Regions from separate parts of the Homo sapiens genome. Here all the other regions are linked to region 1. Evidence: read pairs that join two places in POLR2A ChIA-PET (ENCODE). Cell type or tissue: PC-9. All regions are shown on one strand.

Region 1 (2,500 bases):
AGTGTTGAGAGCCATAATGGGAGCATAAATAAGATGATGCAGGAACACCGGGAAAAGGCATCTAAATCATATTACTGAGCAGAAAAGGCCTCAGGGGAAATAGCACGTGAACTGAGCTTCCAAGAAGTCAGGGTTATTTAGATCAAAGATAGGGTGGAGGCGGGCGGCATTCTGGGTTTCAAGAAAACAGTCCATGAGAAGGCATGGTGGCACACACAAGCATCACACGTCTGGGAAGTACAGCTTTCATGTGGCTGCAGTACACTTGGCAATATTTGGCGAGAAAAGGAGGATTCTAATCCCCAAGGGCCCTTTTTATCCAGGTAAGGAGTCTGGATTTTCCTAAAATGGACATAGGGAACTTTTGAGGAATGTTAATGACTGATTTCTCACGATGACATTTTGGTAAGGTCATTTCAGTGGCAGCGGAGGAGGTAGATTGGAGAGGAGAGCCTGACTGGAAGAGAAAGACCCCTGAGAAGGTAGTAGGAATCCCATTGAGAAGGGACAGGAACCTGGACAAGGTGAAGGCACTGGGGTTGGAGGTGGGGGCTCGGGACTCCAGGTACTGAGGGCAGTCTAGGGCGTGGTGGAGAGTTTGCCATGGAAGTAAGCAGGAGGGAGTCTGCTCTTAACCACAAAAGTTGATGTTCTGCAGGGCTCTGTTCTAGGCAGTTTGCTTTGTTTAGACTCTTCTGAAACAACCATGTCTGCTCCCATGGCTTCAGTTATCATCGGATAACAGTGCCTACCAAACCTTTATCTCTAGCCCAGATCTCCCAGGTCCCAGGCCTGTGTCTCCAGCTGTGTCCCCTGTGCAGTTTTACCCAGTTATGACACAGACACCCCAGACTCAACTTGCTCTACCTACTTCCTGCCCCAACACTGACCTTCCTGCAGCTTCCCTCACCCTGCACGGTGCCATCATCCACCCATGTGCACCTGTCATTGGCTGGAAACCTTCCTTCAGTCCTTCATCTTCCTCCTGCACAGACATTCAGACATTGAGCAAGTTCTGTTAGTAGGACTGGCTCTGCAAACTCTCCTGAACCTGTCTTACCTCTCGTCCATTGCCCTGGTGAGGCTAGTCACCTGGGCCTCCTGCTCAACCTTTCTGCCTGCAGGCTTGGCCTTTACAAACACATTCTCACAGTGAAATTTGAGGGCTCTTTTTAAAGTGTACACATTTATTGAATAGATGCTGAAAGAACTCTCTGGCTTAAGACACTGCAGTGACTCCATGTTCCTCTGAGCAAAATCCATTTTCTTTAACCAGGTCCCTGAGAGCTCAGCTCCTAAACACCTCTGTCACTCTGTCTCTTGGTCTCTCTGTCTCGTCTCTCTCAGGCACACACACCCTCACCCTGTCTACAATCTGGGCATCTGCCATACTGACTCAGTCCCTGGAATGCATTGTGCATGAGCCCTCTCCCTGCTAAACCATGTGCATGTGTCATTTCTCCTGCCTGGAAAGCTCCCACCCCACCCCAACTTCTTACTTTGAAAACCCAGCCATCCTTCAGGTTTCAGCTTATGTCGCCACCTCAGGAAGTCTTTCCTGATTCCCTCCTGAGTGTTTCCACAGCCCCAGCACTTCCTCCGTCCCAGCACCTCCACACTGAGATGTGACTGCCTGTTGACCCGGCTGCCAGCTCATGACCTCACACCACCACCAGCAGACAGCCTCCCTACCTCAGTGGATTCCGCATTGTGAGGGCAGGGCTGTGAGCAATGTGTGCATCTTGTCTGCATGTGCCTAAGGAATAGCAAATGAATACATGAACGAGTGGGTAACTGGACTTCTCATTTCTGGCTTGGGTGACTAGTTAATAGCACCTACACCTAGAGAACAGGGGAGGATGAATTCCTATTGGGGAATGGTAATGTTTGATCTTGAACTTAGTGAGCTCCTGCTGGATTGAGTCCCTGGAAGGCAATGTGCGTGAGCCTTCTCCCCACTGAACATGTGCACGTGTCATTTCTCCTGCCTGGAGCACTCCCACCCCACCCCAACTTCTTAGTTTCAAAACCCAGCCATCCTTCAGGTTTCAGCTTATGTCTCAAGCTTCAGCTTATCTCCTGCTGGAGATGCCCAGCAGGTGGTTAGACACGTGGAGCAAGAGTTCAGGGAGGGCAGCGCTAACCATGGGCTTGGGAGTCATTAGTGTGGCATTGCTATTTGAAACCATTAATTTAGAAGAGGAAGTGTGTGTAGATTAAGGTGTACAGGGGGCCCTGATGGTGTCCTGGGGAACACGGAGGAGGTGCAAGTAGGAAACCCACAAGGCAGACAGAAAAGGCAGCAGGGAGAGACCCGGAAGAGAGTAGCCCACAGGGTCAGATGATGGACAGCCACGCAGGATAAGGATAAAAACATGTCCCTTGGATTTGACAATGAGGTCACAGTTGATCTGGGGGTGGGGGTGCGAAGCGCAAGCTAGATTGCAGAGATGTGACTGCGTGGGCAAGAGGAAATGGAGGGCTGGGCTGACCACTCCTT
Region 2 (2,500 bases), 140 kb before region 1:
GTGAGAGGATCACCTGAGCACGGGAGGATGAGGCTGCAGTAAGCCATGATCACACCAGTGCACTCCAGCTTGGGTGACAGAGTGAGACTCTGTCTTTTAAAAAAAACCCAAAAACCAAAAAACAAATGAAAAAACCGAAGCTAACTAAAATATGACATGATTTTGAGCTATGTATTGAATTTGGAAAAATATTCCATTAAATCATGGCAGATTTAATAACATAGAATATGTTCCCTTTTCTATGGGTTTAGTCATATTACTCGTTTCTGCAGTGCACCTATATACAAAACACAAAAGAATCATAGTTAACAGAATGAAGAGGTAAGGACAGTGGCAGAATTGAATAGAAATCAGGGAAGGAGAAGCGAGGTGGGAAGCCCTGTAGATGCCACATGTCCTCATCTTACAGAGTGGCTCTCAGGAGGGCTGAAAAGGGAGAGTGGTTACCCCTGGGGAGTGGGAGAGGAGCAGGCGCTGGGGGAGAGGAGGAAGGAGAGCTCTACTGCAGCCCCTGGCTTCTACAGGCTCCTGGCTTTGGTCTCTAGAGAAGCCAGATTCTCAACTACCACTGCCTGTTTGAGACCCACGGCCCCTGGTCCTAGTTTCTGCCTCATTCAGCTCTCTCTTGTTTCTGGTCCATGTAAATAATTGTCTTGTTTCTGAGCCATGCTATATCTTTTTTGGTTTTCTCTTTGTGTATTAGTTTGACATTGTTGAATGTGTGCAGCAGATGGCATGCATCTTATGGGGCCACCTTGACTGGAAAGCCATTATATTCCTTTTATAATTTAAAAAATGAGATCTTAAAATGCAGAAAGGGCATTCCTTTCTACTGGTAGGATCTCTTCTGCCACATACTGATATTGTTTAGTTATTATTTTCTGTACATCTGCAAAACCAGAGTGTATCTTTCAAATCAATATAGGATCTCTTTTCTGAACTCCAACACATGGTTATTCCATGAGGGAAACTGAGGCACAGAGAAGGAAATCATAGGAGTTCTGGTCGTTCACCCTCCCTCCACCTGTGAATGCCCCTCCCTCCCCGCAAACTCTCAAGCTTTGCTTTAGTGAAGAGCACATTCAAATACCACGGTGGTCAGAGATGCCAATGTATAATCCCCACGTGCTATATGTTTATACCATCTCCTGTATTTTGACAAGCATCCCCTTCAGCACATTTGTCCTTTCAGGTATCTTTAAGTCACTCCTGCTCCCGTTTCCTTCCGTTCAACCCCTAGTGGAGATGACCATACTCCTGGTCATCTTCCTCCTTCTTCTCCTGCTCCTACTCCCTCCTCCTCTGTGCAGAGACCTTTGTATAGCAAGGGATCATTATTTAGTCACCCTCTAGCCATCTCTTTCCCTGGCTGACTCATTCCTTAACAGTGCGTCCTAGGTCTTATTGTTTTGAGCTATTAGTCATCCTGGTGGCTTTTCTTTGAAATCTCCCCAAGTGCCTTCCCTTTCCTTTACGCTGTGGAGGTTGAATGGGACGCACACTCTGCCAAGCATTTCCAGGAGGGCTGAGGACATAATCTAGCTTATGATTCTATAAGACACAATAAGTAAACCATTGACAATTATACCCTAACAAATAAATAAACAAATAAGTCAATCTTGGGGCAGCCTTCCCTGTGTTTGAATATTTTCATTATGTTTCTTGCTCAGAGGCAGTTTGTTATCCACCCAGCTGGGGAATGGAATGCTCCTTTCCTCTCTAATATCCATTCTCTCCTTTGTTTGTGCTAGAACCCCCAGTTATTAGCTAGGCACACGCCCACCCAGAATAAAGACTATTTCCTAGCCTCCTGATTGCTAGACAAGACTATGAGACCAAATTTTGGCCAATGGGATGTTAATGGAAATGTTGGATGTAATAGCTGATAAATATTTTTATTTATTTCTTTATTTTGGAGACAGAATCTTGCTTTTACTGCTCAAGCTGGAGTGCAGTGGTGCCATCAAAGCTCACTGCAGCCTCAACCTCCTGGGATCAAGTGATCCTCCCGCCTCAGCCTCCTGAGTAGCTGGGACCACAGTTGTCAGCCATCATGCCCAACTAATTTTTAAAATTTTCGTAGACACAGAGTCTCCCTACATTGCCCATCCTGGTCTCAGTAACTCCCGGGCTCAATCAGTTCTCCTGCCTCAGCTTCCCAAAGTGCTGGAATTATAGGGGTGAGCCACAAAGGCCAGTCTGTGAAGTGTTTTTAAATGGTAAGGTGTAGGTTCATTTTTGCACCTTCCTCCTCCTCACTGCTTGGAAAAAGGAGATGAGATGGTAGGAGCCAAGCAGACTTCCAGGACCAGGAAGCCGACAGAGCAGGAGGGAGAAAGGAGCCTGAATCCAGGTGATTGTGCAATCTTGGGCTGCCTACTTTCCGGCTTATTTTATGTGTGAGAGAAACTAATTTCTGTATTTCTAAACTGCTGGGGTTTTTGTGTGTATGTGTCTGAGTGTGTGGGCATGGGGTGGGATGGTTATTTGTTTATTTCAC
Region 3 (2,500 bases), 1.7 Mb after region 1:
TTACCAGAACATACGTCTATTATTTTACTTTTAACGAATACCATTACAAAAAAGTTTTTTCTCCTAAATGTATATGATATTTACTTTCAATTATACCATCTGCCTACAATTTAATAAGTTAAACTCTTCAATTAAAATGCCTTAAGGGTAAATTTGTAAACTTACTCTGGTCTTGTTCCCGTTTTATCACCTAGAAAATTCAAGAAGCTTCACGTAAAAAAAATTGGTAATTGAACAACATACTCCAAATACAAGCTTTAAATTAACACAAATTAAAGTATAAATATAAACTGTTAAGCATTTCTTTGCTTGCCTCATAAACATCATGTGATGTCATGACTCATCATGAACTCAGAAGCAAAGCATTTTATGAAGACATCTGTACACATAAGCAGATATATGGCAGATGTACATATACTTTCAAGGGCAAGAATTTCCCTTTCTCAACCCTCGTCATGAACTCAGAAGCAAAGCATTTTATGAAGACATCTGTACACATAAGCAGATATATGGCAGATGTACATATACTTTCAAGGGCAAGAATTTCCCTTTCTCAACCATCTTCCGTGAAAAATATCCTGTATGGAAAATTTATGTTGTTGCCTACCAGTTTAACTCCTGATAACTTTACCTGACACTTTTTAAGGCCCTATCAGTACAGAATACTGTCAGATTACCTGTACTTCTCCAATCTGACAATCCCTTAAAACAACTATCACAATTTATCTTCCCATCTGCCATGAATACCTTATCACACCCTCACAACAACGGACATATTTTATAAAAAACCTTGCCAGTTATGTAGGTGAAAAATGCCACTTCATAATAATTCTTAGTTTATATTTGGTGAAGAAAACCATTTTCTTCAAATGCTCATGAGACAAGTATATTTCTTCTTTCATGAACTGCTTACTTGTGATTTGCACACTTTTCTTACGGTATTTTTCTTATATATTTCTAAGAGCTATTTCAACATTAAGTATATTATTTGTCTCATTTACATAATTTAATATGTATTTCTAATATTAGACTCTTGTAAGATGTATCTCAATTTCAGAGATGTTAAAATGTGAAAAAATAAGCACCTAAAAATCAAGCATTTTGGGCAGACTGCTTGAACCCAGGAATTGGAGACCAGCCTGGGCAACAGGGCAAAACCCTGTGGCTACAAATTTTTTTTTTATTTCTGAGACGGAGTCTCACTCTAGTGCCCAGGCTGGAGTGCAGTGGCGTGATCTCAGCTCACTGCAACCTCTGCTGCCCAGGTTCAAGCAATTCTCCTGCCTCAGCTTCCCGAGTAGCTGGGATTACAGGTGCCTGCCACTGTGCCCGGCTAGCTTTTGCATTTTTAGTAGAGACGGGGTTTTACCATCTTGGCCAGGCTGGTCTTGATCTCCTGACCTCATGACCCACCTGCCCCGGCCTCCCAAAGTGCTGGGATTACAGGCGTGAGCCACTGCGCCTGGCCAAAAAATTTTTTAAAAATTAGCTAGGCGTGGTGCTGCGTACTTGTGGTCCCAGCTACTTAGGAGGTTAACGTAGGACAATCACTTGAGCCAGGGAGGTGGAGGTTGCAGTGAGGTAAGATCACACCACTGCATTCCAACCTGCATGACACAGCAAGTCACTGTATCCCAAAAAAAAAAAAAAAAAAAAATCAAGCATTTTACTTTCCTCATTTACCTTTTACCTCTGCACATGGGGTTTTACTTTTTTACCTCTTTCATCCAACTGTAATTTATGTTTCCATGTTTTGTATTTTATTAAGATTTTTTTCTTTCATATTTAGTATCTCTAAAATTGCCACCTATCTTCTATAGACGTCCTAGATTTTATGAGACATGGAAATAAAAATAAGGATTTCATTTTATGTTTCTCCAAATAATTCACCAACTTTTAAATTGACTAGCATATTATTTCTTTGATATGACATTTTATTATATTTTGTAAATACTTACATACACACAAACATGTATATAAAAAAAACTTGAGCCTGTTTCTACCATGGATCCCTGATTACCATGGACCCCCAATTAATCTACCTAGCTTTGCCTCAGTAATACACGTGGAGCTCTACAAAAGCTTCCTAACAGTTCTCCATGACAATTCTTGCCTTCCTGAATGCTATTTTCCATATGGCTGTCAGAATGCTCTTAATCTTAAAATACAAATCTCATCAAATCCCTTTAATAGACCCAAATTGCCTGAGGTATTAATATAATGACAAAACTCAACATGGCAAATAAGGACTCCATGACTTCTGGAACCTCATCTTTCTGCTCTATGGCTAATCTGGCCTTCTATCATTTCCTCAAAAGGGTCAAGGTCCTTCTCATCTCTAGTCTCACTTGACGCTGTCCCCTCTTCACTGAATGCTGTTTATTGCTACTCTCTATCTGGTTAAATCCCACACTGGTACTGCAGGGCCCAAGCTAACTGATACAGCTACTAGAAACACAGAAATCATTTGGATTAAAAAAAAAGAATCCCTTGATATAAG

The links. Peaks named below come from ENCODE experiments on the same cell type or tissue, not always from the same donor. Only the 100,000 strongest peaks of a DNase experiment are listed, where the experiment ranks them.
Region 2: POLR2A ChIA-PET joins it to region 1 with 7 read pairs; 2 of 35 experiments call an interaction of 5 or more read pairs at or near these places.
Region 3: POLR2A ChIA-PET joins it to region 1 with 5 read pairs; 1 of 35 experiments calls an interaction of 5 or more read pairs at or near these places.

Annotation. Positions count from the first base shown.
Region 1 is chr13:27,053,319-27,055,818 of GRCh38, reverse strand. LOC105370124 (a long non-coding RNA gene) reads left to right here. Exons shown (of 2, transcript XR_941767.3): 1 at 1-323. Among named protein-coding and RNA genes, the nearest start is that of USP12-AS1, 71 kb to the left of the region's middle. In PC-9, no CTCF peak of the experiment used is centred here; DNase peaks (open chromatin) are centred at 1,058, 1,438 and 2,108; H3K27ac peaks cover 2,500 bases.
Region 2 is chr13:27,194,297-27,196,796 of GRCh38, reverse strand. No RefSeq gene overlaps it. Among named protein-coding and RNA genes, the nearest start is that of USP12-DT, 23 kb to the right of the region's middle. RefSeq lists an enhancer at 785-1,984. In PC-9, no CTCF peak of the experiment used is centred here; a DNase peak (open chromatin) is centred at 1,356; H3K27ac peaks cover 2,051 bases.
Region 3 is chr13:25,317,016-25,319,515 of GRCh38, reverse strand. It overlaps NUP58 (nucleoporin 58), which reads right to left. Exons shown (of 16, transcript NM_014089.4): 7 at 166-190. Among named protein-coding and RNA genes, the nearest start is that of NUP58, 17 kb to the right of the region's middle. In PC-9, no CTCF peak of the experiment used is centred here; DNase peaks (open chromatin) are centred at 335 and 1,555; H3K27ac peaks cover 2,500 bases.